Linked DNA regions of Homo sapiens: regions 1, 2 and 3 are each linked to region 4. A link is a loop called in an ENCODE intact Hi-C map of the cell type or tissue named here. Cell type or tissue: gastrocnemius medialis. All regions are shown on one strand. Each heading gives the region's core, and the rest is flanking DNA. Links, peaks and the distances in the headings are about the cores only. Region 1 has its middle 60 kb from the start of GPATCH2L. Region 2 overlaps IFT43 (intraflagellar transport 43). Region 3 overlaps LOC105370575 (a long non-coding RNA gene). Region 4 has its middle 23 kb from the start of ESRRB.

Region 1 (7,901 bases), core at 1,850-6,849, 260 kb after region 4:
GGCGCTTATTTAAAATGCATAGTCTCAGGTCTTTCCTGCCGTCAGACTCTAACCCAGTAGGTCAAGGGGCCCAGGAACCTGTATGTTTAATAAGCCCTGCAGGTGCTTCAGATGCAGGTGGACCAGGGCCAGGTGGCTACCTCTGAGAAACCCTTCCTGGCAGGTGTTGCCATTTTGCCTCTAGACTCAAGGAAAACAACTTAGTGGCCCACTTAAAGGTGGTCAGAAGGAAAACCTGATGTCCTTGGTGCAAGGTGAGACTCCCTGGGTTCAGTGCTCCCTTTATGCAAAGTCAATGGGCAGAGCTTCCAAGGGGCAGAGCCACCCGGCATTGACCATGGATGTGTGTTCCTCACTGAGGGAGACCCCAGAGGAGGGACAGAACTTTGCTGCACCCCAAGTCAGGAAGAGGATCCAGCAGATCACCAACAGAAACACAAAACAGGGACGGACACTACTCACTCATCTGGTGCTTCTTGAGGATGGAATGAGAAAGGCCTGGGCTTAAGCCTCAGTTTCTCTTCTCTCTGAAATGGGCATGATTGCAGTACCCACCTCACAATTGAGAAGACTGAGTGGGATAATGTACAGAAAGCATTTTGCACGTTGCCTGACAACTGGTAAGAGCTTCAGACATGTTCGTTAGTATTATTATTGGAGGTTGGTAACATGCAGGAAGACATAGCTAACAAGGGCACTGCAGGGATGAAGGAAGACACAGCTAACACGGGCCCTGCAGGGACTTTACTCTTAGTCTTAACCACGTGCAAAGCCATCTAGGTGAATAGCACCTAACACGGTGTCTGGCCACAGAGCACTTCCCAATATGCATTAAAAACAAATGCTCAAAGGGCCCTCAGGAGATACCAACCCTGATTTTCCTTCTAAGTCCAAATATGACACCCCACCCCAAATACAGACTGGCTTAGCTCTTCAAGCCAGGCCTCCTTGCTCCGGCATGGGCCACTGTGTCCTCCCCACGTGGTCTAGCCCCTCTGGCTCCCCCTCACCCCCATTGCCTTGGAAAAACCATCCCAGAAGACGAGTGCTCCCTCTGCCACTTTCTTACCCAGCAGGTCATTAGAAAAGAGTCAAACAGACGCCTGTCCTTCCAGCATGCTGAAAGGCTAGCTCTGAGCCTGCACAGCGCCCTGGCCTGGGGTCTTGGCTGAGGGGCACTGCCTGAGGGGGCACTGGAGGCCCCTGTGCCTCCTGATCTAGCTCTCAGGGGCTCAGGGGATGCTGCAGTCTGGCAGAAAGAATTTGGAGGTGAGCCAGTGCTGGGCTGGAACAGGGTCCCTGCCAGGTTGTCATGAGAAGGCGGTGGAAGGAAGCAGGCTCAATCTGAACGGTCATCCCTGGTGGGGGTTAACGAGGAAACCGAATTGTGGATGGGGAATCTATGGCGTAAAGTGCACCACTGAAAAGAATGAGTAGAGAGTCACCGACAGAACAAGGAGAGAGGCACCGACAGAACGAGGAGAGAGGCACCGACAGAACGAGGAGAGAGGCACCGACAGAACGAGAAGAGAGGCACCGACAGAACGAGAAGAGAGGCACCGATGGGAAAGTTCTGCAAGGTGTGCTGGCAAGAGGAAAAAGCAAGTTACAGGCCATACTTGCAGAGTGGCTCCAATTACATAAAGAAAGCCAAGCTCCTGGTCTCTATTTGTCCACCTATGTGTACATCAGTGCCCTGAATTATCTGAAAGGGCACACCCTGCTCACCTCTGGGGAGGGCTGTGGAATGGGTGGGGGCAGAGCAGAGTGAAAAGGGATTTTTAATATATTTAAATATATAGCTTTACATTTAGTGAATATGCATTAATTGTTTAAATAAAGATGATATTTAAAAAATAGGATTGTGTGACCTTTAAAAGGGGTATTATTATTATTATTTTTTTTAAAGATCTGGCATCAAAAGTTCTTATATCCTCCAGGTCAAAAATACGATTGCAATGCAAAAGATGGCACATCCTGCTCTCTCGGGGTGATGGACTTTTTAAACAGCCTGGGGCCCTCAAGTTTCCCTGTGTCCTCCCTAATCTGGGCTCAACAAACCTGCACTTCCACAAGAATGTCAAAAACAGCTCCCAAATGCCTGTGTTTTACTTCAAATTGGACCATCTGCTCTCTCCAATAGTCAAATCTGCTAGATTTTCCTTTCCAAATGTAATCATGGAAAACAAAACTGAAGATGAAATTGAAAGGCTAGCTCTGAGCCTGCACAGTGCCCTGCCCTGGGGTCTTGGCTGAGGGGCACTCCTTGGGGGGCATTGAAGGCCCCTCTGCTTCCTGACCTAGCTCTCAGGGGGTTGGGGAATGCTGCAAAATGCCAGAGACGGTGGGGGACAGACAGGAGCTCCCCAACTCACCCACCTGAGATGGTGAGGGCTGATGGGGGAAAATCTTTATAGTCTGGTTCATTGGGGTATGAATCACATACAATAAAAATCATCCTTTTTTGGCCACGTGCAAAAAAGTAATCCCAGTACTTTGGGAGGCCGAGGTGGACGGGGCAGATCACTTGATGCCAGGAGTTCAAGACCAACCTGGCCAACATGGCAAAACCCCATCTCTATTAAAAATACAAAAATTAGCCAGACGTGGTCACAAACGCCTGTAATCCCAGCTACTTCGGAGGCTGAGGCAGGAGGAACCCAGAAGCTGGAGGTTGCAGTGAGCCAAGATCGTGCCATTGCACTTCAGCCTGGGTAACAGAGCAAAACTCTGTCTCAACAACAACAAAATTCATCTTTTTTTAAAGCGTAAGGTTTCATGAGGTTTTCAAATACAACAAACGGACATATGACTGCCACCACAATCAAGATATGGAACATTTCCACCCCCTAATCCCCACCCCTCAGCAACTTTCTCTCTGGTTCCTTTAAAGTCAATCCTTGCCCTGCCCCACTCCCCTAGGTTGGTTAATTTCTGTTCCCTAAAGAGCTAAATAATTTTTTCCCTCTTTGCTTAGTTCTCCTACTAAGTGCCATCTCCCCCATCTATGTAGCCTCAGTCTCCACCTAGAGAGGCACCTTCCTGTTCAACCTGTGTTCTACTGCCTTTGTCCTTACAACTGCAAGACCACGTTGGAGGGCCTTGTGCCTTAGGGATGGTGGGAAGCGGTCCTTCCTCTCCTGTCAGAACAAGCTGGCCCCTTCACAAAACCCACAGTAGCCTCTGCTCTGCCATCAGAGCATGCCCTGCCCCCTTCTGCCATATCAGAGAGGTGGCTTTACTTCCCGGCACCTGCCCCGGCAAGGTCTGGGGTGCAACTGCTTCTACATCTCTTCTCCCACATCCAGAGATGATCCCCAGATCCTGAGAGGCAACAGGTGTCGCTATAGAGGGCAGGCATCTCCTGTCTCCTGGCAGGCCTAGTATGTCATGATATCCCTTGTTCTCTGCCCATAAAGCCACCAACAGAGGCTATCCGTGCCCTACCTCAGCAAGAAGACACCAAGTTGGCTTCTACTCCTGCTGAGAGGGGACCAAATTCTTGCCGAGTGCCCCCTGAGGGGCTTCCAGCTCCTCCTTTTCAGGCCTTCTCAGTTGGGTTGGATTCCACATTGGTGCTTACCTGAATGAAAGAGGGATCTGCTACTGGCGCCCCACCGGGGATCCCTGACCTGAATCTCACCCACACTAGGGTTCATGAGCCATCTGGCTTTGGAGGTGAGCCTGCTCCCTATCCCTGTAACAGGCTGTGTCTTCTCAGCCCTGGCCAGGAGTTGTTGCCCCCTGAGTCTAGCTGGGCCACCACCAGCTCTCTGTTTGGCTCATCTGGGAAGCAGACACCAACGCGGAGCTGGAAGTGCAGGAGATTTACTGAGGGTAATTCCTGGGAAAGATCAAGGGGGAGGCGAAGGAGCAGGAGCAGGAAAAGCCTTCAGGTGGTGATGAGGGTCTGAGGCCTGAGAAAGGGGAGAGGGCAGGAAGGAGGACTGGAGGGCAAGTGTCTCAGACAGCAGCACAGCTTGGAGAAAGTTCTGGCCTCCCCACGGGGAACGCCGTGCAAAGATTGCAGCAGAAAGTCCTGTGCTGGCCAGAAATGGTGAGCCCTTGTACCACTGCCATGTTCAGTCACAGGCTGGGAAGCACATGGTCTCAGCCTGGACACGGAGTGGCCTGTGTAGAGACGCTGCTGGCTGCTAGGTGGCCCCCGAGGCCTCTTTATAATGCCTACACCGGCGGAGGCCGGAGAAGGAAGAAGGCAAACCTCCCACCTTTTCCTGTGACAGCTGAGCACAGGACAGACACCATCCACGTTGGGCACCTGGCAAAGGGTCCTGTTACTGGTCCTGGAAATAGCCTAGGACTCTGCTTCAACTCTTGTCAGATGTGTGCCAGACACAGAGTTAGACTGATCAGAGGAGGAGAACCCGTGGTAGGGAAACTGGGCCTTCTCCACAGCTTGCATGATGTGAGGTTAGATGGCAGGCAAGGGCCCTGGTTACTGACAAAGGATGCTGGCTTTTGTTAGTAACCAGGGTCCAGGCTCAGGAACATGACCTTGGTTGGATAAGTGTCGTTGGGGGACAGAATCCTCACTGGTAAAATGAGAAGATTGGGCAGGGCTCTTAAAGTGAATGCCTGCGTGGCCAGGCAGGAATGCGTCCGCGGAAGCACGTGGGCTGATCACCTGCTACTCATTAAAAGCTGTTGCTTCTCAGCTCCAGTCAATAGCTGCTCTAAGAACAGCAGCTCCAGAGTAGCCAGATCCTCCCATTTTCTTTCTTTTTCTTTTTCTTTCTTTTTTTATTTTTTATTTTTATTTTTTTGAGACGGAGTCTCACCCTGTTGCCCAGGCTGGAGTGCAGTGGTGCGATCTTAACTCATTGCAACCTCCACCACCCAGGTTCTAGCAATTCTTCTGCCTCAGACTCCCGAGTAGCTGGGACTACAGGCGCGTGCCACCACGCCCAGCTAATTTTTGTATTTTTAGTAGAAATGGGGTTTCACCGTGTTAGCCAGGATGGTCTCGATCTCCTGGCCTCGTGATCTGCCCACCTCACCCTCCCGAAGTGCTGGGATTACAGGCATGAGCCACCATGCACGGCCGATCCTCCCATTTTCTAAGAGAAGCTGGAAGCTGCAATTAATTTTCTGGATAGAAATAAGCAGCTGAACTTTGGGAGCAAGCAGTTATTTTCCAAGAGAAGCTGGAAGTCTAAACCTTTCAGTTTTAAATGTTGATAATTAACAAAACAATTAAAAACAGTGCATGAGCCAAACCCAACATGTCCTGTGAGTCAGCATCAGCCTATGGCCTCCAGTTTGTGACCTTGGGGTAGATGCCCACTCAGGTCCGGTCAGGTCCTAATGCCCTGTGATTTATGATCAGGCACAACAAGTGACCACTGCCTGCCCATTCAATGTGATCAGAACTAATCTTCATTGAGGGCTTACTTTGTGCCAGACACTTAACAAGCATCAGCTCAACAAGCATCAGCTCATTTAATCATCACAATAGCCCTGTGATTCAGGAATGATTTTCAGCGTCACTCCACAGATGAGAAAACTGAGGCTCAAGGAGTTATGAGAACATACCCAAGGTCGTACAGCTGCGACGTGGAAGAGCACAGATGTGAACCTGGCATCATCCCATTCTCAGCCACCACGCCTGCCTGCCTTGCTTCCTCTGGGCTGACCATCAACTCACAAGGGACACTTCAGCACCACGCAGCCCACATAGCATCCAGGGAAATTCTGGGACTGACACTTAAGAGGAAGTCCCCAAATTCTTGTTCATTCTCCATTCAGGGCTGTGGCTCTCTCACCCCTCCTGTGCTGTCCTTTGGGGACACACCTGCAGTCTGCTGGCGGACGTGTGGCTGCTGGGTGGAATCTACCGCCGCTAAAGGTCTGGAAGAGATAGCGTTCTGCAGGATTCTTTCTGGTCTTCTCCCAGCCCCTCCTTGGCCAGGTGTTTTCTTGTGGGGAGCACAGGAAGGGGATGCTCTCCCTCCTCCCCGAGGCAGCGCTGGTGGCTGCAGCTGCAGCAGCTGTTCCTGGGTGGGCTGGCCAGCCAGCGTTCGGTGGGAGCCAAGAGCCCCTGCAGCCTGGGAATTCTGGGCTAATGCTCAGTCCTGGCATGGTCTCCTCTCTCACTGACCCCTCCAGTCCAGGTCACCACGACAGATGCTAGGAACATATGCCGTGAATTAATTCACTCCGGCACAGCCACAGAAGAACGGCTTCTTCCTCGTTCTGCTCCCACCACCCTTGCTTTCTGATTTCTGCCTTGCCAAAAGAAAAATCAACATTTTCCCCTTCCCTTGCTTCTAACACCCACTCCACTGGGCCTTCTCTTCAATATCCTGAGCCCGCTGACAAAGGCATTTGGCTCCTAGAGACTTCCTCACCCCCACATCCCAAGTAGGATCAAAGGGCCAAGAAGGAGCCAGATGTCCCCCTTTCCAGCTTTTTTGTCTCCAGATAGATCATGTCCCTGTTCCTGGAACTGATGAGTGCTCGTTTCCTTTTCTTAAAGAAAGGTTGTCTCTCCTTTAGGGGCCAGAATCTCCCCACCCTTCTAGTCTTTCCTTACATTTAACTCAAATCACTCCTGCTGCAATGAATTTCCTGGATAGAAACAAGCAGCTGAACTTTGAGAGCACGCAGGTTTGTTATTTCTCATCTTCATTCTCTCCTCTAAGGAGGGGTTGGCAACATTTTTCTGCAAAGCGGCAGATAGCTAATATTTTAGGCGTTGTAGGCCAGACGATCTCTGTCACAACTAAGTTCTGCCCCTTGTAGCATAAAGGCAGCCATCGACAAATGAGCTGTTGTAAACAAATGAGCACGTAAACAAATGAGCATGGCTGTGTTCCTGTAAAACTTTACAAGAACCAAGTGGCCTTCGCTCAAAGCAAATCAGCCCCACCTCTGTTATTTCTTGGTGGGCGAAGTATCCCTCTCTCTCTCCTCCCATCTGTATTTTGCAGATCATATGGGCTCCTTCACTCACACACTATTTATTTGCTAGCTTGTGAGTTTCTAGAGGTCAGGAGTGTGCTTTATTTGACTTTGAACTCCTGGAATAGGCATGCAGTTGGATAGAAATGCGATCAACACCTAGTCTTGGACTGGAAGAGCTTACAGGCTAGTGGGGAATACAGACAGATGAGGCCTATGTTCTCAAAGCAGAGATAAACTCAATGATAGGAAGAAGGCAGGGAGGGAGGAATCAGAAGAATATGCCTCCCACAAACTCAACAGCAGCCTTTGAAAAAATTAAGGACAGGAAACAAGAAAAAAGTACTTACTTAACCCTGATATCCTAAAGAACTGAGGCCCTGAAAAACAGTTTGGCAGTTTCTTAAAAGTTAAACGTAAACATACCATATGATCCAGCAATTTAATTCCTAGGAATCTACCTAGGTGGAATGAAAACATCTGTGCAGCCGGGCACAGTGCTCACACCTGTAATCCCAGCACTTTGTGGGGCCGAGGCAGGCGAATCACTTGAGCTCAGGAGTTCGAGACCAGCCTGGCCAACATGGTGAAACCCTGTCTCTACTGAAAATACAAAAATTAGCCGGGCATGGTGGCACACGCCTGTAATCCCAGCTACTCAGGACTGTCCAGAATCAGCAAACTGATGGGGCCGGAGAGCAGTTGCCCAAGGCTGGGGATGAAAGCAGGAATTAACTGTAAATGGACACAAGGGAATTCTGTAGGATGAGGAAAATGTTCTAGAACAGGATTATGGTGATGGCTGCAGAAACTCATATATTTCCTAAAAATCACTGAATTGTACAACTTCAATTGTGTACTCTTAATTTTACGGCACACAACTTTTATCTAAATAAAGCTGTTACAAATAACAAAACAAAACAAAACCTGGTGCCAAGCCATCTTTCCATCCATGGCTGAGAAGTGATTCATGAGGGGAG
Region 2 (7,901 bases), core at 1,347-6,346, 300 kb after region 4:
TTTCCTGTTTTATATATACACATACCCAGTCATGAAGTATATTTTTATTTTTTATTAATTTACTTTTTTTTTTTTTAGAGACAGGGTCTCACTCTGTGGCCCAGAGTGGAGTGCAGTGTTGAGATCATGGTTCACTGCAGCCTCAAACTCCTGAGTTCATGTTATCCTCCCACCTCAGCCTCCTGAGTAGCTGGGACTACAAGTGCGTGCCACCGTGCCTGGCTAATTTTTTTCTATTTTTCGTAGAAACAGGGTCTCACTGTATTGTCCAGGCTGTTCTTAAACTCCTGACCTCAAGCAATTCTCCTGCTTTTGCCTCCCAAAGCACTGGGATTCAGGCATGGGCCACTGTGCTCAGCCCTGACTGTATTTTTAAACTACTGGTGACAGGTTAAAAACAAACAAGCAAGCAAACAAACAAGAACCTAAAACACAGTAGTCTACCACAGTCCACAGGGTAGGGAATTAGAGAAGAATCTGATATGGAAGTTCTGCCTCCCAGACTGTGTGAGGACAGAGGTTGAGGTAAAGAATTATGGGTCCTGGAGCACCTCTTCAGAGACACTTCATTCCCAACTTCTGAGGAAACTGAGGCTGTCGATGAGGCTTGTGTGACCTGGGCCCAGCCCTCTGACAGGCTGTCTGCAGAGCTGAGATCAGTATAGCCTTGGGCTGCCGGTTTATTTCTGTACTCAGGGCCCCTGTGCCTTTTTCCCCAAAAGTGGCTATTAGAAGTTTGGGGAACCTGGCAAATCATAATTCCAGCGAGATCACCTCACACAGAGCACTTTTCAATACTCTTCAAAGATATTCACATCTACAAACACTACCTCGGCTGAGTTCTGGAGAAGAGGAAAAGCAGGTTTCAGCAGCACAATTTTATACACAGAGAGGGACGCTGGGCACTGCAGCTGTGGGCTTCACCCAAATCACAGAGCTAGTTAGTGATGAGGCTGAAACTAGAATCCATGTCTCCCAACTTTCACCCTAGATTCCAAACACTTTGCCTCAAGCCTTTTCAAAGGAAGATACCAGTTGATTATCTAATATCCCTAAGGCACCCAGACATCTGCTTGGATTTACTGTGTAGACGGTCCCTTCTTGACTTCCTCTCCTTATGGAAGGCACGATATGGTATAGACAGCAAATTGGAAGCTGGAGAGAATCTTTTAAATTAGTCATTCTTCAACAGTGGTGCACCAGACTCATTCCCGGAAGCTTTTTCAATGTACATGGGCTGGGCTTACTCCTAATCTCCCTGAGGTAGTAACTTCCAGAAATGGGACCTAGTCACGTAGACAAGACTCCCTGCCCTAAGCCTTGAGACATTCAGCTGAATACTCCAGTTGCTAAGCAGCAAAACTGAAACTTATTTGCCTTCTCCTCCTGAGTTGCCGACTTTCTTCTAACGGAAGCATTAATGAACATGGACTTGACCTAAAGGATGAGAGGAGGAAGAAATAGCAAGGGGCCTGAATGGTCCACTAGGTGAAGTCTCTGTTCCTGAGTGATCCTGAAATTCACGCCCAAGTACGTGGTGTTCATGAAAACTAAGCAGGTGTTCTCCACCACACCAGGCCCAGAGCAATCCAGATCCGATTAGAGATGCTCGTTCAATATTCAAAATGTAAAACACAGAGGTTGCTGAATCAGCACTTTGAAAAGTTAATTAAATGCCAGGTTTCTTTTTAAGAGCTACTCCATCACTCACTGATTGCTTTGGCCATTTTGCAGAATGAAGTTTTAACCTGGGACAGTGACAGTAAACGTTCTCTCTCACCTCCGCCTCGTGGAGCAGGGTGAGGGAGCAAAGACTGGCTTCCCCTCCCCACATCACGGCGGGCTGATGGCCCTTTCCAAATTGCCTACAATGCTCAGCCACGAAGCTGCCAAGGACTCAGAAGCTTGGCTTCTCAGGTAGACGATGTGAAGGTGAAGGCGGTTGTCTTGCTGTCGTGACTTGCATTTAAAGCCCAGTACCTCAGCTCCACACTCACCCAGTCCCGTCCTGGTCTTCATCCCAGCTTCTCTCTGACCTACGCTTAGCCTCTCCTGCCTGGCTCAGCGCACCCACTCTCAACTCTCAGGGGAAAGAAAGCCCAGTCCCAGGTCTCAGCCCACCCTTCCTTTGTGCTGTCCCTTCCCCCACAAACCTGCCCTAAGAAGGATGACGACTGATGACAACAGTCAACATTTACTGAGTTTGTTAGGCACCAGCCACTGTCATTATAGTATTTATAATACTATTATACAATTATATAATCACATATGTCCTATACAGTATACATTATCTTATTTCAGTATTATAGTACCTTATTTTATTCTCTTTGTTTCACAGAGGAGGAGCTCAAGAGAGGTAAGTAACCTGCCTAAGGTTACCTACCTAGAAAGTGGTAGGGCCAGAATGCAAGCAGGGTGTCTGACTCCAAAGCTCAGTTCCCAACCCTTACACCATGGAGACATGCGGGCATTTCAACAGCATGGGAAATGCTCCTCTGCTTCAAATCCAACTAATATTTTCAGGACGGGGACAACTTTTCAACTTATAGTAGGGCTGTAGCTTTGTCAGTCCTGATGATCTGGTAGTTAATGTTGGCTTAATTGTTCTGTGATTTATTATATGTTTTATTTACAACGCAACAGTGTGCATCATGGCAAAAAAGAGACCCATCTAGCTAAGTCACCTTTCTCTCCATATTCCTCCCTTTTTGAAATTCTTTTGCTCAAATGTAATCCCTTTCTTTGGCATTTGGAGCCCACACTGACATTTGACGGTGTGATTTGGGCAGCTGAGCACAAGCTGGATCCCAGTGGCACATCTGTGACTTCAGCCACATGGGACCATGGCAGAATCTTGGATCCTCATAGTTTTATTCCTGCCTGCAGGGTCTGTCTCCTCCCTGCTGCATCAGGGGGCCTGATCTGGCCATCATGATCGAGTGGGACTAGCAGGTAGTTATGACCCCCAACTGCAGGGACCCCATGAACTTCTGGGGAAGAGGCCGCAAAACAACCTGGATTCCCTTCACCAGACAGAAGAGGCCTTAACTGCTGCTACATGGGTTATGTGCTGAAGGGTAAAAGGCAGCCCTAATGTAGACATCACCTCAGTTAAAATGTTTCTCTCGAGTTTAATGGAATACTGCAGAGATCTAAATGGAGATAAAGTACCACGGCTCAGAGAACAGCCAGGATGCTATCTTTATGCAGCATGACAATGTTCAGTGGTTAATTAGACACCGTTAACCTATTTTAGCAGGGGACATAACCGAGATAAATGGGGGGAAGCGTCCTTGAAGTCTCTTAATATCCACAGCACATACTGGACCCTAGACCCACCTCCCTGCTGCAAGGCAGAACAGGCTTAAAATAGACGAAAGTGCCAAGCACCTGGAGCCTTGCCTGTGCCCGTGGAAGGCCCTATGCGAGTCCATCCCTCAGGGATCACTCCGACCTGGGGAGGAATGTGAAGGGTTTGGATGAATGGTTCTGACTATAACTTGTTGCAGGTGAAAGAAACGCCAAAGCCATAGGAAGGCACCTGCATGATTCCCATTACAAAAGAGACAAAACTGCAGCCAGGGGCCAAAGGCATGAAGAAAAACTGGCCAGGGGAAGAGCAGGAAAGAGATACCAACTACGTTGATGCCAAAGCTACTTTACATTTTTAAAATGTCAAGTAAAAATTTCTTCCTCTGGAGGAAAAAAAATCAAAATGCCATTTTCTTGCAAGGTTTTCTACCCTCATAATTTTTAAATGTCCAAGAAAAATCTCACAGTTGCCTCCAAACCTCATTGAGGTAAATTTTACCAAGGCATGAGAGAGAGAAGGCAATATTCCCGGATCATCTAATGCCACCAGCAAATCCAGAACCAAGGCTCTACTTTATAAATGTGTGAAGCGCCAAATGAGCCTTTGCAGTGAAAACCCAAATGTGAGGAAAGGAGAAATCTGCCATTGTCATCTTGGCCACACTGCTCATTCAATCCCAGGCGGTACACTGGATAATTGGGGTCCCTCTGCTCTAAGCTGCCCCCACACCTGCAATACTCATTAAAAGCTAGATATTTCTCATGAACTGAAGTTTTCCTTGTCCAACAGATTTCTCCTCATTTAAATCTCCCCTGAAAGCTGCAGTCACCACCCTCTTTCCCCTCAGTTCCTAGTTCTTGCCACTCATGTGTTTAGCATCTAGTATATGCCGCTAGGTACCATATTTTCTTCCTTCTTTTAAAACAGGCAGGTATTCCCTAACACCCAAATTTTGGCACTCTGGGGTTTTAGGTCACGCTAGATCATATTTAGCTCCTGCCAGCACAGTTCATCAGTAAGATGTCTGGTAGACTGATAAAAAACTCATGCCCATGTCCTCTCTTTACACTGCCAAGGCCTAGTGAATCACAAGGCAATTCCTGGGAGAATGTTGCCCCCTGCTGCTCACATTAAAAATGACAGCTTTGTTTTGCTTCAAACTAAATGTGTGAAAAAAGGTTGAAATACACAGAAACGCTTTGAGTAGCTACAGTTATGGGAACATATAAAATGTAATATGCCTGCTATCAAGAAAAGGCAGCAGAGTTTAGAACTCTAGAGGTTTTAGCCCTCTCAAATGAACATTTTTTTATTCAGGAAACCATTACTGGATCACTAATCATCTACTAGGCAGGAGTGAGAGGTGTTGGGAATTGGGGATCTTTTGCTCAAGATTTTACAATCTGGTAGGAGAAAAGAACATTACAGAAATAACACTAACACCTCCATAAACTTACATACTGTAAGGCCAAAAAGACTCTCACCACCAGATGGGTACAGCGGTGTGCACCTGTAATCCCAGATACTCAAGAGACTAAGGTGGGAGAATCACTTCAGCCCACGAGTTTAAGACCAGCCTAAGCAACACAGCGAGACCTCATCTCAAAAACAAACAAACAAAACCCAAGAAAACAAACAAAAGACTCCCACCACATCCAAACACTCCCACCACATCCAAACACTCCCACCACATCCAAACCCTCCCACCACATCCAAATACTCCCACCACATCCAAACTGTCAGCTGCTAGATGAAGAAGTGGAGACCAGGAGTCCTCAAAGAGATCTAATGAAGGCTCCAAAGCCAGTGGACGCAGTGCTGGACCTGGAAACTGAGGTTCACAATCCCTCATTCTACTGAGCCCCAGATTTGACAGGACAAGTGAGGAAGGTGTAAGCAAACTGTCACAGGAGCACTAAAGAGGGAACCAGCCATTCTAGCTGGGGATCTGGGGAGGCTTCATGGAAGCCTTGCCAATGGAGAGATGAGGAGGCTTGCAATGGGCAGAAAAGCTGCAGGAGGGAAACCACTCGAACAGAGGTCAGAGGCATGCAGGGGCTGAGGTGTTCGGAAAACAGAAGGGGACATGGTGTGGCTGAAATAAGGAAAAGGTGGTGGCTGGAGATGAGAATGGCGTCAGGGCTGAGTGGGTAAGCAATAAGACCAAATAAGTTGGTATTACTGGTGTCAACTCTATAAATACATACACTGACATTGATCAGGGATCAGGAGGGATTTGGGGGCTTGAAATTAACCATGGGTTCTTTGCTTTCCCCCTTCAAGTTACTTATGCCCACATATAGAGACCTCAATGATCTAATATTTTGCAACTTACCTTGTATCCTGCAGTACAAAAGCAGCACAGAGCAGTTAAATGGAAGTTCTTATTCTTCCCACTGGGAGAAAGAAGGGGGTTGGGGGTGGGGAGAAGCAGCTAAGAAGAACCGCTGTATGAGTGTTCCCCAAATGTCTGCCATTTCCAAGTGCCACCTTCACCAATTTTGCTATAGCTATGTACTTTCTGCAACCACTTAGCATTTTCTTTAAATTGATTCCTTGGTTTTAATACATTTTTTTTAAAAGAAAACTCTACATCTTCATGGAAAGCTATCATCACCAGCCATAGGGAAATAATTGTAAAAAAAAAAAAAACACACAGCTTTTTAAAAACTACAAACTTTATTAGCTAGACATTGCTGTTTGTCAAAAATCCAAGAGCGTACGGCCTATTTTGTATTAAAAGGGGAGATTAGTAGGGTTAGAGAAGTGTTAAAGAAACACTGGCTGTAAATGGAGACTTTTCCATTGGCATGATCAGAGGATGTGAAAGCTAGTGGAAAAGAATAACTTTGGGACTAGACACGAATCTTGGGAAAATCGAGCTACAAGGATGGAAGATGGAGATAAACGAGACTGGATGTGGTGACTGAGACTAGTAGAAACCATGTGCCACAAGTCAAGGGACAAACTTCTCAGTGCTTCTGGAAACCTTTATTTCAATTCATGTTTAATTGCTGGAGTGGGTCTTTTACTTTTCCTGTACAGAAGTTTCTGCTCTATAATGGGGAAACCTGTAAAGATTTCCTTCTAGTAACTAACCCACCATCTTCTCTGCTTCTGTTCTTTTACATTCTGTGATTTCCCCGAAACCCCATAAATACACTGAGACTCACCCAAGTCATGAGGTACATGAAGAGAAGGTGCCTCAGTTCTGGTTGCTGGCATGCGAGCCACTGGGGGAGCACAGGACCATGTGTGGCAGCCTCCTGGGAGGCTCAGGGCCCACCCTGGTGAATCCCTGGTAAATAAGAACCAAGGGCACCCTGCCACTTCAACACGTGGGCTCTTTTACAATGGGTGCTGTGAAACCTGGAGAAACTGGTGTAGCCATCAGTATTCAGCTCTGGTGGGGGCAGCATGGGTCAAAAGGTAAAATCACTGACCGACCCACTAGACCAGAAAAAACTCGGATGATGTGAGGGGCCTCCATTTCCTATGCATATTTATACCTATGTGTGCCCAACCTGTTTCATCTATATTAAAATTGCTGTTGGGTACTTCTCCATACAGGACTCAAAAGAAAAGGAAAGAAGTAGGTGTGATGTTCACAGATGCATTTTATTTTTGAGAGACCGAATCCATCAAAGGGAGAACAAGGAGATCATTTATGTTCGGAGAATTTTAACCAATGGTTGGCCTCTCTAATCATTCCCTCCTGGCTTTCAGCTGCTCACTCTGCAAAGCAGCAGGTCCCCCTTAGCAGAGACTGGCTGGCTCAGGGGACACAACTTTTTTCCTTGGAAGTTTTTTTGTTCAATAAGATTGCTTCATACGATCAACATCTCAATTCTGTGAGGGTCCCAGAGGGTAGCAGTAAAGACAATTTTATTCTAACAGACTCACTCTTGCACAAATAGTATAGTGCATGGCCTTTTTGTGAACTTGAGATAAATGCGTGCAGCGCTCAAGGTTTGAGAATGGGCACGGCTGCAGAACGAGAGGCACATTCTATTATACTAATTAGCTGTACGACCTTGGGCAGTGGGGCAAGGTGACATTTAAGGGCCTTTCTAACTCTAAGATTCTATAACTCAGTGTCACTTAACCTCCCTAGTTCTCATTTTCTCCATCTCCAAACGGAAGGGGCCAGACTCCATAGCTCCTCAGGTCTCTCCCCAGCTCTGTGAATGATCACCAACCCTGCCTCCCCTTGATTCTGGCCCCCACCCACATCTGTTCCCCATTAATACTGCTCTCCATTCTGACAACCCCCACGCAGTCCCTTCCTTGCAACTGGTTTATCCAGCCCTAAAAATCTCAATCAAGACAGTGTAGTGTGCAGGTTTGGAAACTGCAATGACAAAAAAAAAAAAAAAGGAGGGAGGGAAGGAACAGAGGGAGGAAGGCAGGCGGGCAGGCAGGCAGGCGGGCGGGCAGTCCTGCCTCTTCCCTTTTTCAATTACTTTTAGGCAAAACAAAGTTGACCCAAACTCTCTTCCTACTTAAGAATTTAAGGCATTTTCCTCCTTGTTCTGTTTCTCTTTTTCTTAGCTGTTGTCAGACCTGCTACAACTTTCCACAGAAATGT
Region 3 (7,901 bases), core at 1,028-6,027, 86 kb after region 4:
TAATATATTTATTTATGAAAGCAAATGGTAACGAGGGCTGTAGATCTCTATTAACTTCCCTGTAAGAGTGTGCACACATGTGAGCATGTGCGTGCACATGCATTGATGCAGAATGCCATACTAAGCCAAAGCATGGGCTGCCACTCTGCTAACATTGCCCTGGGGTGAAGCATCCTCAGCCCCATCTGGACCATGGAGCATGGACCTCCCAGGGGCAGGTCACCTGTATTCTGCACACCCCAGCCTTTCCCAGCCAGTGAGGGGTGATGGTGGGCAGGTCTAGGCATTGAGACCCCCCTTCATATTAGAGATCTGAGATCATTTTAAAGATCAGAGATGGGCTCACTTCAGCAGCACATATACTAAAGATCAGAGAGAAGCAGTAACTGGACTCACACTGGTGTTTCTGAAACTGCTGGCGATTTTCTGTAATGCCGTGGCCTTGCAGGGTTATACAGGCACCGAGGAACATAAATCCAGAGTAAAGATGCTTTAGAGCGACATCTGAGTGACAAGAGTAGGAGCTCATTTCTTTGTCTCTCTCTTATTTCAATTCCTTGAGGGCTGAGGTTCCTCCATGAGAAGGCACCCTTTCCCAGGATCCTCCCCCACCCAGTCCCCCCTCCATGCCTACCCACCCATGGTGGCAGATGCAATAGACAACACGGGTTTTGCCACTGGTTTGGAGATCCTAGCACGCACCCATTAACCTAAGTCCCTCCTGCTTTGCTGCTGCAGAAAATATTTCAGTGCCTCTGTTCTCTGCTCTGGGTATATTAGATCAGCTCCAGTCTTTGTATATGTAGCTATTTATAACAATCGTCACCCACACATACTTCCAAAATGGATTTCTCAAAGAAATTGCAATTTCTCAAATTGCATACCATTTCTATTGCCTACAATGGCAGTGTGTTTAAGGTCCGTGAGCATTAGTCCCTGGTCCCCAACACTGAGCCTATTGTCTGGCACCACACTCAATCCACTCATGTTTGTTGAATGAGTGAGTGAGTAAGAGGGTGGGTGGATCAATGGATGGGAATCAGGGTGAAACTAAAATGAGGTGGCTTCGGAAAGTTAGGAATACATTGAGTGCCCAGAAATACATAAGTGAATTCCCATATAACTGCTTGAGGTGGGCAGAGAATTTGGAGTTATGCTTTCCAGAAACAAAGCAAAGAAGGAAATTCCCTTCCTTACAAGATTCACAATGTTCCTAAGCGTTGCTCAGCTGTTCCACAGAAGCCCAATTAAAGTCAGAAATTTCTCCCGAGGTCTCATCAAGTGGGCACCATGGATAAGGCAAGTCCCAAGGTCTTGTAGGTCTTTTCTCTTGGTTTCACTGGTTTCCTCAGGGAGGAGTCTTCGTTCTCCAACTTGACTTACGTAAATCCAACTGTTGAAGCTCCAGGAGCCAAGTGGGGAAAGGAATAAAGGAACTGATTTTCAGTGTAGAAACTCACTTAATGCTCCTATTTTCAATATGGAATCCCTGCCTTCAGCCATGTCTAGAATTGAGAGTCCAGAGCCTTTCTGGCTCAATTTCTCCAGAAAATAAATCTCTTTCCTTTCTCTGTGGTAGAGGAGGGGAAATCAGTAGCCCGCATTGTGGAGAGGGAGGAAGGAGGGTATAGGGCTTCTAACAGCTACTTTTCTGAATTTAAACCTGTCCTTTTTATTTTAGTCCCATCTAGCTTGTTTCTCTTCTCTTCTCTTCGCTTCTTTTCTCTTCTTCTCTTCTTTGAGACAAGGTCTCGCTGGAGTGCAGTGGCGCTATCTCGGCTCACTGCAACTTACGCTTTCCAGGCACAAGTGATCCTTCTACCTCAGCTCCCTGAGCAGTTGGGACTACAGGCATGTGCCTCCACACCCAGCTAATTTTTGTATTTTTGTAGAGATGGAGTTTTGCCATGTTGCCCAGGCTGGTCTCAAACTCCTGGGCTGAAATGATCCGCCCACCTCAGCCTCCCAAAGTGCTGGGATTACAGGCGTGAGCCACCGCGCCTATCCTCTCATTTTCAAGGGACCCGGTGCCTCTAATACCTCAGCCTTGCTGGGGTCCCAGAACTTCCTGTAACCTGCTTTGGGGTTCCGCTCTCACTCCCTCACACCCCTACCTCCGCCCCACTCCTGACTTCAGCTTTAGCTTTCCTTGGTTAGCCAGGTCAGCAACTCTTGTTCATTTGGTTTCCAACTTCCAATATTTAATTGCTATCATCTCCTTTTCATTTCTAATATTTAATTGCTATCGTCTTCTTTCATTTTCTTTATCCTTATGGGCCCGTGCCTTTTAAAATCCATTTATCATACTTTAGCTGGTTTGGGGAAGGGATGACAATAAATGCGTGTATTTCAATTTGCCATAGTTGATTCTGCATCTCAGCAGCCTTCAGATAATAAACATGCTTGTGTATTTCCTACAACCAATGTGGCAGAGCCAGCACTGTGGGTCCGCCATCCTGTTCTCTCTTGTTAGGCACTCGGGAGAACACACTTCTCAGACTCCCTTATGGACAGGTTGGGATCATGTCGCTGAATTCCCGTGAATGGAGTGTACCAGGGAATTCTGCGCATTTGCCCTCAAATCCCTCTCATCCTCAGGAATGAAAGAAAAACACTCAGGGACAGCTGTGTGCCAGCAGGGAGCAGCCTGGATCTCTGGGTCTCTTCTGGAGGAGACCCCCCCACCGACTCACCTTGCACTGTGAGGTGAACACGAAGTCAACCGGTGTTTAACCCCTGCGTTTCACTTAAACCTCTGTGTTTAAGCCAACTGTGTTTAACCCCTGAGATTGAAGGTTTACTTGTTGTCTCATCATGGTCTGGAATATTCTAACGAATACAACTGCTTTTTATAGCGTATCTCCATAAAAGCCAAGGGCATATTCCCAGAATAGTTGTCTAGGGGAGCAAAGCAGTATAGTGAGAGTACACAGCTTTCGGTGGTTCCAGCATGGCCTCGGGTGCACGCTGGAATATCCGGAGGAACTATCCGGGTGTAAACGCTCCATACAGTCCTCCATGTGAATTACTTTTTGAAATCAAAATTCTTATGAGTTGGCCAGTTAAGTCTTTGGGGTTATATTCCTTAGCAAGCATTTGTAATACAGATACTGTGTTTTCATTAAGTGTGGAAACATGGCTTTGAAAATGAGCCAGATGAGAAACGGAATTAACATGCTCTTAGGAAAATGAAGCTGCTGGCCCGTACTCCGCATGAACAGAAGGACGGCTGTGGGACCTCTAGAAAACAGCGGTGTTCCTCCAACGACAGTTCTAGAATTCCTCTAAGACGAGCACAGGAAGGTGGAGGTTCCAAGGTGGACGGTTAGAGTGGACATCTGGGATTTATCTGCCAGACAGTTATTCTCTTTCCTCTGGTAAGAAGCTCTAATTTTCCTTGAAGACCTCCTCTTTTCTTTCTATCAATGTTGGTAGAGTGGGGCTGACCGCCCCCGGCCCCGGCTCCCCGACATGCCCCCTCCCCCGCCCGCCGGGGCACGTGACCAGCTCTGGCCAATCAGCTTGCTGTGTTCTCCGGGCCACAACGATCCGCGCAGGAGGAGCGTGAGGTCTCAGGAACTTAAAGAGAATGAACCCTGGGGATTTTGTTGAAACTATTTGTAAAGACAGCCAACTGCTACCATTTACGTTTCCCCTGGGGTTGTTAGGCTGAATGGACGCGGACCTGGGGCTGCTGAAAACCCTGTTGTCTCCAGGAGGGGAGCAGTTTCCTGGAAATGAAACTCGTCCAGAGGAACGTAGGGCCTAGAGGTAAACGGGGCTCTTTCAGCCCCCGCTGGCTCATGGTAAATCCCAACTACATTTCAGGATTGGGGAATAAAAATGAAGAGCTGGAATAAGAAGAAAGAAAGTAGGGGCACTGGGCACCACGTGGCCCCTATGTTTTCCCTCTCCAGCATAATTCAACTCCTCTTGGCTATGAATATCTGTAGAAGCCCCACGTCTCCATTATGCCTCTGGCTGGCGGGAGGTTTTGTTTGTTTGTTTGTTTTAACCAGACTCCTTGGCATTCAGAGAGAACATTCAGGAAATGTATTGTGGAGGCAGACCATTAAAAACATGCACCTGGGCCGGGCGTGGTGGCTCACGCCTGTAATCTCAGCACTTTGGGAGGCCAAGGCGGAAGGATGGCTTGAGCTTCGGAGTTTGAGACCAGCCTGAGCAACATAGTGAGACCCCCATCTCTATTAAAAAATACAAAAATTAGCCCGGCATGGTGGTGCGTGCCTGTAGTCCCAGCTACTTGGGAGGCTGAGGCACGAGAATCACTTGAATCCAGTAGGTGGAGGTTGCAGTGAGCCAAGATTGTGCCACTGTACTCCCCCCTGCGCAACAGAGCAAGACTGTCTCAAAACAACAAACAACAGAATAAAACCATGCACCTGGTACAAGGAGTGAAGTTAACATCTCAAAAACCCTCAAACCCTGTAATTTTCCTGGTAGCTAAGATGCTTGATATCTCTTGGTATCTCTCTCTCCCTTTCCTTTCCTTTCCTTTCCTTTCCTTTCCTTTCCTTTCCTTTCCTTTCCTTTCCTTTCCTTTCCTTTCCTTTCCTTTCCTTTCCCTTCCCCTCCCCTCCCCTCCCCTCCCCTCCCCTCCCTTCCCCTCCCCTCCCCTCCGCTCCCCTCCCCTCCCCTCTCCTTTCCTCCCTCCCTTCCCTTTTGAGACGGAGTCTTGCTTTGTCGCCCAGGCTGGAGTGCAACGGCAAGATCTCGGTTCACTGCAACCTCAGCCTCCCAGGTTCAAGCGATTCTCCTGCCTCAGCCTCTCGAGTAACTGGGATTACAGGCACTCACCACCACACCCAGCTAATTTTTGTATTTTTAGTAGAGACAAGGTTTCACCATGTTAGCCAGGCCGGTTTCAAACTCCTGATCTCAGGTGATCCACCCGCCTCGGCCCCCCAAAGTGCTGGGATTACAGGCGTGAGCCACCGTACCCAGCCCTCTCCTCTCTTTCTAAATCAAGACACTTCTACTACCACAAAAACAAAAACAAACAAAAAGACAGGAGCAGTAGTAATGACTGCCAACTGCTACCATTTACATTTCTTGAGTGCTCACTGTGAATCAGGCCCCTAATTCTCACAGTGAGCCTGTGAAGTAGGTATCATCCTCCCCATTTTATAGATGAAGAAACAGACTCAATAGTTAAGTAATTTCCCAAAGCTAGGAAGTGGTATAATGGAGATTTTTTAAATAGCTTTATTGAGGTATAATTTACACATCATAAAATGTAGCCATTGTAAGTGTATTCCAATGATTTTTAGTGAGTTTACAAAGCTGTGCAACCCTTGCCACCATCTAGTTCTAGAACATTCCCATCATCTTAAAAAGATCTTTTGTCTATTTGTAGTCTCTCCTTGTCCTCCTTCTCTAGCCGCAGGCAGCCACTAATCTACTTTCTGTATTGATATGGTTTGGATCTGTGTCCTGTCCAAATCTCATGTCGAATTGTAATCCCCAACATTGGAAGTGGGGTCTGGTGGGAGGTGATTGGATCACGGGGGTGAATTTCCCTTGGGTGCTGTTCTCTTGATAGTGAGTGAGTTGTCATGAGATCTGGTCATTTAAAAGTGTGTGGCACCTGCCCCTTCTCTGTCTCTTCCTCCTGCTTCCCCTTCACCTTCCACCATGACTGAAAATTTCCTGAGGCCTCCCCAGAAGTCACTACACTTCCTATACAGCCTGCAGAGCTGTGAGCCAGTTAAACCTCTTTTCTTTATAAATTACACAGTCTCGGATATTTCTTTATAGCAATTTAAGAATGGACTAATACATGTATCTATAGATTTGCCTTTTTGGATATTTCATATAAATGGAAGCATACAACATGTATCTGCGTGGTTTGCATCTGACTCCTTTCACTTAGTTCATAAAGTTTTGAAGTTCATCCATGCTGTAGCAGGTATCCGCACTTCATTCCTGTTTATGGGTACATAGTAGTCCATTGTATGGACATGCGACATTGTATTTATGCATTCATTAGTTGATGGACATTTGGGTTATTTCCACTTTTTGGCTATTATGAATAACGCTGCCATGAACATTTGCATACATGTCTTTGTGTGGACAGAAGTTTTCATTTCTCTTCGGTATACACCCAGCAGTGAATTGCTGGGTCATAGTTAGAATTTCAGCCCTGGTCTGACCCCAAAGCCTCAACTCACTACCTTTTGTTCACTCCCTTCCTCATCCCTTAAGGTCAGTCTCCAGCAGCTCAAACCCTTAGCCAGGACATTCCCTTCCACTCCTCACTCTACCCCTACCTAGGGAAATATTGTCGTTTCCACCAAGTGACACACTGAGAAGATGAATGCCAGTGATGGGTCCATGGAAGAAAACTACCCTCTTTAAAGGCACAGGCAGGGAGAAGAGGGACTGCAGCAGAGGCACCTGGGGTCCCAGCTGCTTTCAGCAGCAGCTTCAGGCTCCTAGGATGTCCCAGCACAGATGCCACTTGTCCTCTGGCCTCCACCCTGGTCAAGAAGTAGAGTGATGACAGGTTCCTCTCACCACGTAGCTTCCTCTATGCCTTCCAAATGGAAGTGACACTTTGAGGCTGGCAAAAAACGTTGGGGTGGTTGGAGGGGATAGAATGGGGGAGATGACAGACACCTGCTGTCAAGGGCTGTCACAACAGAACTGACGGTAGCCATGCCTCCTCAGGTCAGGTTCGGAGCCAACACTGCTGCTTTCCCCACACAGCGACCAGCTCTCAATGGAGTCTTTGATGAGCAGCCCGCATTTGGCATCGTGGTGTCTGGCCTGCAGGGAGGACCCGGGGGATGTAAGCTCTGGGAGAGACCAGCATGGGTGCTGGGGCAGAGGCAGAGAGGGAGCTGCAGAAGAGAATTGTCTGTCTTTCCACCAGACTGTAAGCTTCTTGAGGGCAGGGACTGTGTCTGCCTACCATACTACAGGAGCAGCACAGCGTCTGGCACATGGCATAGCAGCTGCTTAGGAAATACTGGTGGAGCAAAAGAATGGGTGAAGAAATGAACAATTATTGGAACAGCTTCATCAGAGGCAAGTTGCAGAAGTTCAGTGGTGGAGGTGGCTATTAACCAAATAATTATGGCCATCTTCTAGATAGTTGGAGATGTTCTAGCCTCTGGGTAGGATGTTTCTTCAGGGCACATGTAAAATGAGAAGAGTGAGGTGGAAGGATCTTCTCTGCTCACAGCCCCTGAAGTGAAAATAGCAGTGCAGCCTGGGGCACCACCAAAATGCAGGCCTCTCTGCTGCTCCTGCTGCCACTGTTTGGCCTGGGTGGCTTGAGCACCTACCAGCCCTCACCTTTCCTCCATCCTCCCTCCTCTGCCTGTCCTTAGCCAGCAGCAGCCGGACCACCTGTACGGGAGCAGCCAGCATGTGGCAGAGGAGGTTTCATGCCACCTCTTGCCATCAGGGAAGACCTGCCTTGAGAAGCTGCTCACTGAGGGCCCTGGGAGATGCTAATGACCATAAAGAGTCATCCAGATGCAGAGGTGATGACAGTCTGTTGCCCTCTGTCTGCCACTGCATTTTAGAATAACCTTCCCTTCCTACGAATCCAGATCTAAAAGGTGCGGCAGTGTTTTAAGGCTTCCTTTAGAACTTCTAGCTATAAACCCCAGATCTGAATCAGACCACAATGCAATTACAGGGCCTCTCTGAACCTCAGTTTCTTCATATGCGTAATGGGAACAATAATACCTACTATACCCAGTTGTTGTGAAGGTTAAATGGGTTGACATAGGTGATGTGCCAGGCATAATGCCCAACTGTATGAACACCTGCCCTTCCATGCCATGCAAGGCTGACCTTTCTCCAGGATCTGAGACAATGATACTCACTCACTCAACACTCATACTTCCACCCCACCATAGCCTCACCCC
Region 4 (7,901 bases), core at 960-5,959:
GGCCCCTTTCCCTCCTCAGGAGAGATGGAAATCATGGGGGACAGACAGTGAGGGAGCATAAAGTTGGACAAGAGAATAAGAGTGAGTTAAAACCCACAGGAGAATCCAGCCTCGCAGAACAATTGCAGGACCATGCGCTGATGGGGCTGGACAGGAGTGATTATTTATTCATGCATTGCTTGTTCTCCATTTCCTAAGGGACCTGCCCCCTCCCCTTGAAAGGCAGGCAGCACCAAGAGGATAGGATGAGTCTGGAGTTAGCACAGAGTGGGGAGGTCTAAAAAGAGGGTGCACACATGGGGCCATGTGAGGTCAGTGGGGTCACGTGAGGTTGGTGGGGCCACATGGCCATGGGCCAGAAGGGCAGGCTGGGGCTAGAAGGAATCAGACTGTGGGTTTCAATGACAATGTTCGTTCTGTCATCCTAGAGTCAGGATAACATAGAGCACAGGCTTTGGGGCTAGAGTCTCTGGGGTAGTCGTATAATCTGAGCAAGTCTCTGTCGCAGTCTCCTTATCTGTAAAATGGGAGAGAGAGAGTACCAGCCTCCTAGAGTGATTGTGAGATTAAATGGGTTCATAGGAGAAAACACTTAGACAAGCACATCCCATAAACCTGCTCCTCCCTGCACCACAATGTAGGAGTCAATGCTTTGCTGTAGACACAGCCAGGCAGAGAAAGGGTAAGGAGGGTCAGCCTGTGCTCTCTGCACCATCACTCATGAACCCAGAAAATGCCCAGAGAGAAACCCTAGCCCCTTCTCTGACTCTTCCACCCATTCATTCACCGATCCATTTGTGGTGATGATGAGAAAGGGCTGTGGAGCAGGTCATGTCAATGACAGCCATTCCTTCAACTTCTACCTCCAGCTCCCCATGGCTCCCTCTGGGCATTGCAAGGAAGAAGCAAGTTCCAACCTCCACTTGGCTGGAGCCCAGAGAGTCCCCTGCAGCCCCTCAAGGTTGGGGGGAAGAGATTGCGGAAGAGGGTCATCTGATCCTCTGCACACCAGACACCTGGGGCCAGGGTGGGGTGAGAGAGAATACTATTCACCATGCCTCATTTTCTGATTGGAGCAGGAGGCTGAGGGTGCAGCAGGAAAGTGTTGATGAGGAAGATGGGGAACTAACATCGAATGATTCCCTCCTATGTGTTGGACCCTGTGCTGGGTGCTCTGATGTATACAGTCTCACATATACATATATTATCCCCACTTTACAGAGAAGAAAACTGAGGCTCAGAGAAGTTAGGCAGCTTGGCCACCCTTGAGCATTTATTACTGCCCAGCATTGTACTGTCCAGTGAGGGGGACCCAGACAGGACAGAATATCTGATTTTTCTTTTTAAGTGGTGTCCATTAGAGCAGGAGAAATGACTGGCCTGGGAAAGTCTTGCAAATGATCCACATTGATACAAGCTAGAGTGCTCAGTGACATGGCTTGGATGGAGTACTGTGGGGACGTGGCAGACGAAACAAGTGACTTGGGCCCAAGAGGGAGTGGTGAGGCTTGGGCTGAGTCTTGAAAGTTGGGAACCATGTGGATGGGCAATGGGGAGTGAGGGAAACATGAGTGGTGAAAGGGAGAAGGGCGTGGTAAAAGTCTGCCAGGGTCCTTAACACACACAAACTCAGTATTTCGGGTCCCAAGCTGCCCTATAGAGCAGCATCCCCAGCCCTGGTAGCTGTCCCTATCTTTGTCCTTAACTTCTCTGAGCCCTACTTGGGTCTCTACCGCCTCTGGCCACCTGGCCCCGGCTTCAGACTGCAAGGAAGGCTGCCTGGAAAAGACCCATCCGAGGAGGAAGGTATACCCAAAGGGTGACATCTTTCCAGGGGAGACCCTAGAGAATAAAACAAACACGGATTTCAAATTCTCTCCTCCTTGGCCCGTGCAGATAAAGCCCAGGACCGGCCGGGCATGGTGGCTCATGCCTGTAATCCCAGCAATCTGGGAGGCTGAGGTGGGTGGATCACCTGAGGTCAGGAGTTCGAGACCAGCCTGGCCAACATGGTGAACGTTCATCTCTACTAAAAATACAAAAAATTAGCCGGGCGTGGTGGTGGATGCCTATAATTCCAGCTACTCAGGAGGCTGAGGCAGGAGAATCTCTTGAACCCAGGTGGTGGAGGTTGCAGTGAGCTGAGATCGAGCCATTGCACTCCAGCCTGGGCAACAAGAGCAAAACTCATTTCAAAGAAAAAAAAAAAAAAAAAGCCCAGGACCTACCTACACAAATGAGGCACACTCTTCCACCCCCGAGACCCCATGGGTTCTTGTGGGTCAGCCCCTCACCTTATTCTGGTCCCTCAGAAGCCTTTGGCCTAAGACACTGAGCACAGAACAAGGGACTGTGGTAAGAGTGTCTCCCATTTGGGTCACAATGTTGGATGAATCCCTCACCCCCGGGACCTCAGCCTTTACATCTGTAAAATGGGACTAATGCACTTGTCCTCCCCCTTCAGAGTGCAATGGTGAGATAGGTCCCTGGAAAAAGGCTGCTGCTATGTGAGCCTGGCTTCATCGCAGGAGCACTTGCCATGTCCCTGGCATCGTACTAGGCAGTGGAGAGAGCAAATATGAACAGAAAACAGCCTCTGCTGTCAGCAGCCCCACAGCCCAGTGGTAGGGGCAAGCAAGTAACACTAATGACAGGCACATGGAGAGGTGAGGGTGGAAGTGTGGGTGGGGGGGGGGGCGGGTAGAGGACCCTGGGGGCCAAGGAAGGGCTCACAGAGGAGTTGGCCAAGCAGATTTCCCGGGGGTGAGGAAGGGCATTCCAGATGGAGAGGTCAGGGTATGTGGATGCAAAGCAAGGGAGCAGGACCAGCCACACAAAGCTCAGCAGGGAGGCAGCAGGACCCAGCGGGGCTGACATAGGCTTGGAGTCAGGCTGCTAGGGTTCAAACCCCTGCAATGTGTGACCTTTTAGTTTTCTTTTCTTTTCTTTATTTTTATTTTGAGACAGGGTCTCGCTCTGTTGCCCAGGCTGGAGTTCCATGGCTCCACCATAGCTGACTGCAGCCTCAGCTTCCTGGGCTCGTGATCCTCCGGGTTCAGCCTCCTGAGTAGCTGGACCACAAGTACACACCACCACATCTGGATAATTTTTAATTTTTTTGTAACTAACATAGTGAGACATAGCGTCTCACTATGTTGCCCAGGCTGGTCTCAAACCCCTGGGCTCAAGCGATCCTCCTGCCTTGGCCTCCTGAAGTGCTGGGATTACAGGCATGAGCCACCACACCCAGCCCTTACAATCTGTGATCTTGGACAAGTCACTAATCGCTCTGTGCCTCAGTTTCCTCATAGGCTCTCCTGTACTTATAGTTTCTTCTCTTGTCCAGATAAAATGAGTTATATGCACAAAGCACTTAGAACAGTGCCTGGCACATGCTTAGCGGTTCATAAATGATGATGATGATGAAGTGATGGGGCTGGAAGGCCTAAATAAACCCACACAGAGGCAGGCAGGGCGGGAACTGTAATCCCCGAGTCTTAGGGGATGGTAATGGCTGGCGAACCCAAGACATACAGGGTGAACCTTAAGTCAGGCGGATTTGCAGAGATGAGGGCCTTTCAGCTGCCCATCGGTTTCAACAGCACATCAGAGAAAAAAGTGGTGGGGTTGGGGACTGTAAAAACAGCTGTCTCCTAGCTAAACTCCCTCCTTTGAGGTTAGAACCAGGAGGGCAAGCCCTGAAACCTCACCAAGATAAGGGGGTGCTGCCCTCTCCCCAGCTCTATCCAGGGGCTGTTTCAACTCCCGGACTCTCCGGGACAATGGCACGCTCGTGAGAGAGGCCGCAGAGCGAGGCAGCTTTTCTCACAAGAGCAATGGAGAGAGAGAAAGCCAAGGTCTAGGGTGCCTCAGAGGGCAAAGGTCCGTGGCCACGGGACGTGCCTGTGCCTACCCGGCGACCCTGCGCGCGGCCCGCAGGAGCGCGGCGATTCGGGGCCGTGTGCCACCAGAGGGCGCGCTGGATCTCAGAGTGTGCGGAGCGCTCAGCGAGGGGCGCGCGGTGGGAACTAGGAAGGGCGGACGGTGCTCGCCTGTGTGCGCGTGGGGGCGGAGGGAAAGAGGGGAGAGAGCCCGCGTTCCCAGAAAGCCCGGAGTTCGAGGGTTAGGGCTTTCCAATCAGCTAGCTCAGAGCAACCGGGGCCGAGGACATAGAAAAGTTACACTAGTAATATCAAACTTACACAATACTCACCATGTGCCAGGCACTGTTATCCAATCCTCACCAGAAAGCCAGATGTTATTATTGTCTCCACTTTATAGTCAGAGAAACTTGAGCTTCCCTGCGCCAGAGGTCCCACACCTGGCTGGGGCTAAACCTGGGATTTGAAGGCCCAGGGTCTGGCTCCAGGGCCTGTGCCCCCAACCGGTGCCCTGTAATAATACTTCTCTAGTAATCTAGTCTCCCAGGTCCGCTTGAGGCTTGATCACTTTCTCACTAGCAGCTCCCTGGTTAAGGTAGCTCAACCCTTTCCTGCAGAAGAGTTGAGTAGATACGTTCCCGCTTGCTAGGCTGGCATCACTACTGCAGCTGCCCCAAACCTCAAAGACTGCTCAGTGGCCGCCAACAGGTTCTGATTTAATTAACATGTACTGAACACTTACTGCATGCTGGGAACTGAGTTAAGGCATTTACATAGGTTCTTATGCAATGCTCCCAATGATGTGTAAATTACGTGTACTTGTTCTGATTCTCATTTTACACACGAAAAAAGTCAGGCGGGTAAAGGAGGGTAAGTGGTTTTCCTGAGTCACACAGTTCACTCCAGCCTGTGGAGCTCCAACCACCATATTCACTTATCCATTCATTCAACAAATCTACTCTGTGCCAGGCACTGACTCAACAGCGAACAGGACACTTAAAAACCTGTTCACTTGCTTTCTTGGAGTTTGCTTTTTTTTTTTTTTTTTTTTTTTAAGAGACTGGGTCTCACTCTGTCTCCCAGGCTCGAGTGCAGTAGTGCCATCATAGTTCCCTGCAGCCTTGAACTCCTGGGCCCCAGTGATCCTCCCGCCTCAGCCACCCAAGTAGCTGTGACTACAGGCATGAACCACTGCACCCAGTGAAGTTTATACTCTTCATCAGCTATAGAGAGTCCCCCACTGACATTCACCCAGTCCTTGTTTCTTGTTGGTTTATGAGAAGAGGTGAGAAGAGGTCATATGCTCTGAACAGAAAGGAAAACAAGCTTTTTGCATATGGTGGCATACATGAGATAATATTCCTTCACCTTCACCCAGAAGGTGGTATACTGATGGCTGTTATGGGTTGAATTGCATCCCTCGAAAAGATATGCTGAAGTCCTCACCCCCAGTACCTGAGAATGTGACCTTATTTAGAAATATGGTCATTGCAGATGTCAAGTTAAGATGAGGCCATACTGGAGCAGGGCAAGCCCTAACCCAATGCAACCAGTGGCCCTATAAGAAGAGGAGAAGACATGGGGATGACACAGACATGTTACAACAGAGGAGACTGAAGTGCTGCAGCTCCAAGCCAGGAACACCAGTGACTGCCAGCAACCACCATAAGTGAGGAAGACGTAGGAAGAATCCTCCCCAGGGTTTTATAGGGGGCATGGCACTGCCCATACCTTGATCTTGGACTTCTAACCTTCAGAACAGTGAGACAATACATTTATTTATTTTTAAGCCACTCAGTGTGTGGTACTTTGGTATAGCTGCCCTAGGAAACCACTCTAATGATATTAACTTTAATTCTTTTCCATTCATGGGGATGGTGTGCTCCCTCATCCAGGTTCTTTTTCTCACTCCAGCCCCACAGTGGCCAGGGTTGGGGGAATACTGAGGTGATGCACAGGTGCAAAGCTCACCGGCCTCAATGACATCTACCCCCAACCTGTGGTCTCAGCATCACCATCCTCTACCTGACTGAATAGACCCATGGTTACCAGTCAAGATGACAAAGGTGTATTCATCTGGCAGAGGCAAGGCAGACAGCAGGCAGGTGTGCCCAGGGCCCCTGTACCTCACCTGCCAGCCTCACTCAGCACTGCCAAAGCCTCATGTCACTGATGTACTGCCTGTTGATTCCTGCCGAAGGACAGGGCAGAGGGAGAAGCTGCGTCCTGCTAGTCCATCAAGCTGTGTCCAGGTGGTCCATGGTGGCATCAGGTAGAGGCCATCAGCCTTGTGGGGAGTCATGCCTGACCCGGTCTCTCTCCCTCAACAATCACCCCCTAAAGTGCCTCGATACAGCTGTCATTGTACCTGGCTCATCAGAGGGCTTCAGGCTCTGGGAGACAGAATATTGATTTGCTTGGCTTAGGATATTCTGGTTTGAAAATAAACAAAGTGCCAAATCTGAAAACTGGGGAGTGACTCAGTCCCTCATTGTGAAGTTACAGACACTAGTGGCTTCTGCCGTCCTGGTAGGTTGGGGCCCTGGCAACAGTCACTTTGAGTCTCCTGGGCAGCCATGCAAGTGTTTCTCAAACCCCTTCAGCTTGCTGACATTTTTCTGGATGTACAAACATTCGCAGGCATATGTCCTGTCTCTCTAGGAAGGTAGCAAACTTCTCGAGGGCAAGGGCTGTTTTGAATTGTTCTGTGTCCAGCACAGTGTTTTCTATGATCAAAGGAAGCTAGGCACATGGTCCGCCCTACCCACACCCCTGGCTGGCTTGAGGGCGGACATGCTTTAGTGAGAAGTAGAGGTTCCTTCTGGATTGTCCAGCCCAGCTTATGTGGGAGGGAGAGGAGCAGAGATTCAGGGCAGTTGCTCCATGTAGGTGTAGAGGAGCCCTTCATGGGAACCTCCCCCAGGATGGGAATTTCAGAAGTTGGGGCAGGTTGGTGGGTGGCAGCAAGGGAGTAGAGGAAGAAAAGAACGCTCCAGTATCACTCACTAAAAGAATACTTGTCTCCCACAGGAACAGGTACCCAAGAAAAGGAGTGTGAGGTGGCAGAGAGAATAGTAAGCCTGATGAATCTTACTGAATGTAAGCCTGGTTTTCATTAGACCCACCCCAGGCACATGGACCCTACTTCCCCAGTAGTGCAGCAGTATTTTCCTAGCTGCAAAGGCTCTTTCCTTTTCCTGAGTCTTTCCTTCCCTTTTTCCCTTCTCTATTCATTCATCACTAAACAAATCTTTAATGAGCACGCACTCAGAGTCAGGCACTGTTCCAGGTGCTGGGGACCCAGCAGGGAAAAACCAGACAAAATGACCTGCCTCTACGGAATTTACGTTCTAGTGGACGAGGATGCTCTCTGCTTTCCTTTTTCTCATCCTTCTCTTACCACCCACTAGGCTATTGGTAGTTCAGATAAACCCCAACTAGAGAGTCCAAATCTCATTCATTCATTCATTCTAGAGCTGTCCATTAAGTGCCTAGGATGTGCCAGGCACCATTCTAGACCCTGGAGATCTTGAGCATCTCGCAGGAGGCCACACCTTCTTGGGTTAAGGACAGTCTAAAAGAATTACCCCTCCCTTCCCAGACCAGTGCATCCCTCTGGACACAGAGATGTTGCAGGAAACTCTTGATTATTTGTGGATATTGCGTACAGAATGTAGATTGAGTTAGGTGTGAGCCACTGAGATCTTGCCTTTCCCTTTGTTGCCTCCTTTCGTGATCCCCGCTTTGCACCCTTTGGAGCCCAGGAGACCACAGAGGGAGCCCTGGCATGCACTGGGCCCCATTCCTGATGGGAGCTGTCTCCCGCCATAGCAGCTCAGCCACTCCGGACTCCAGCTGCCCCGCCAGCCCTCGCTGCTTTAATTAACTCTGTCCGGATGCGCTGACTCACTCATTGGCTCTGTGACCCCCCTGGTCACAGAGGACACCTCCTCAGACACAATTACATTTGAGGATGAAGCATTTCCTCTGGGCACAGAACAAGCTAGTGAAAGCTTTTCT

What was found. Peaks named below come from ENCODE experiments on the same cell type or tissue, not always from the same donor. Only the 100,000 strongest peaks of a DNase experiment are listed, where the experiment ranks them.
Region 1: a loop joins it to region 4, with 6 times the contacts of the local background. A loop is called at or near these places in 3 of 110 quality-filtered maps.
Region 2: it touches region 4 in a loop (12-fold over the local background); 95 of 110 quality-filtered maps call a loop at or near these places.
Region 3: it touches region 4 in a loop (3-fold over the local background); 2 of 110 quality-filtered maps call a loop at or near these places.

Annotation. Positions count from the first base shown.
Region 1 is chr14:76,087,500-76,095,400 of GRCh38, reverse strand. No RefSeq gene overlaps it. Among named protein-coding and RNA genes, the nearest start is that of GPATCH2L, 60 kb to the left of the region's middle. In gastrocnemius medialis, for the core only: a CTCF peak has its summit at 4,168; DNase peaks (open chromatin) are centred at 4,130 and 4,610; H3K27ac peaks cover 2,759 bases.
Region 2 is chr14:76,047,522-76,055,422 of GRCh38, reverse strand. All of the region lies in intron 3 of IFT43 (intraflagellar transport 43), which reads right to left. Among named protein-coding and RNA genes, the nearest start is that of IFT43, 66 kb to the right of the region's middle. In gastrocnemius medialis, for the core only: CTCF peaks have their summits at 4,235 and 4,438 (motif pointing left); no DNase peak of the experiment used is centred there.
Region 3 is chr14:76,263,573-76,271,473 of GRCh38, reverse strand. The region is part of intron 2 of LOC105370575 (a long non-coding RNA gene); the gene reads left to right. Among named protein-coding and RNA genes, the nearest start is that of ESRRB, 110 kb to the left of the region's middle. RefSeq lists an enhancer at 3,454-3,748. In gastrocnemius medialis, for the core only: a CTCF peak has its summit at 3,724; a DNase peak (open chromatin) is centred at 3,523; H3K4me3 peaks cover 1,376 bases; H3K27ac peaks cover 970 bases.
Region 4 is chr14:76,349,021-76,356,921 of GRCh38, reverse strand. It overlaps a transcript of ESRRB not described here. Among named protein-coding and RNA genes, the nearest start is that of ESRRB, 23 kb to the left of the region's middle. RefSeq lists an enhancer at 3,686-3,875. In gastrocnemius medialis, for the core only: a CTCF peak has its summit at 3,961 (motif pointing right); a DNase peak (open chromatin) is centred at 4,131; H3K4me3 peaks cover 720 bases; H3K27ac peaks cover 938 bases.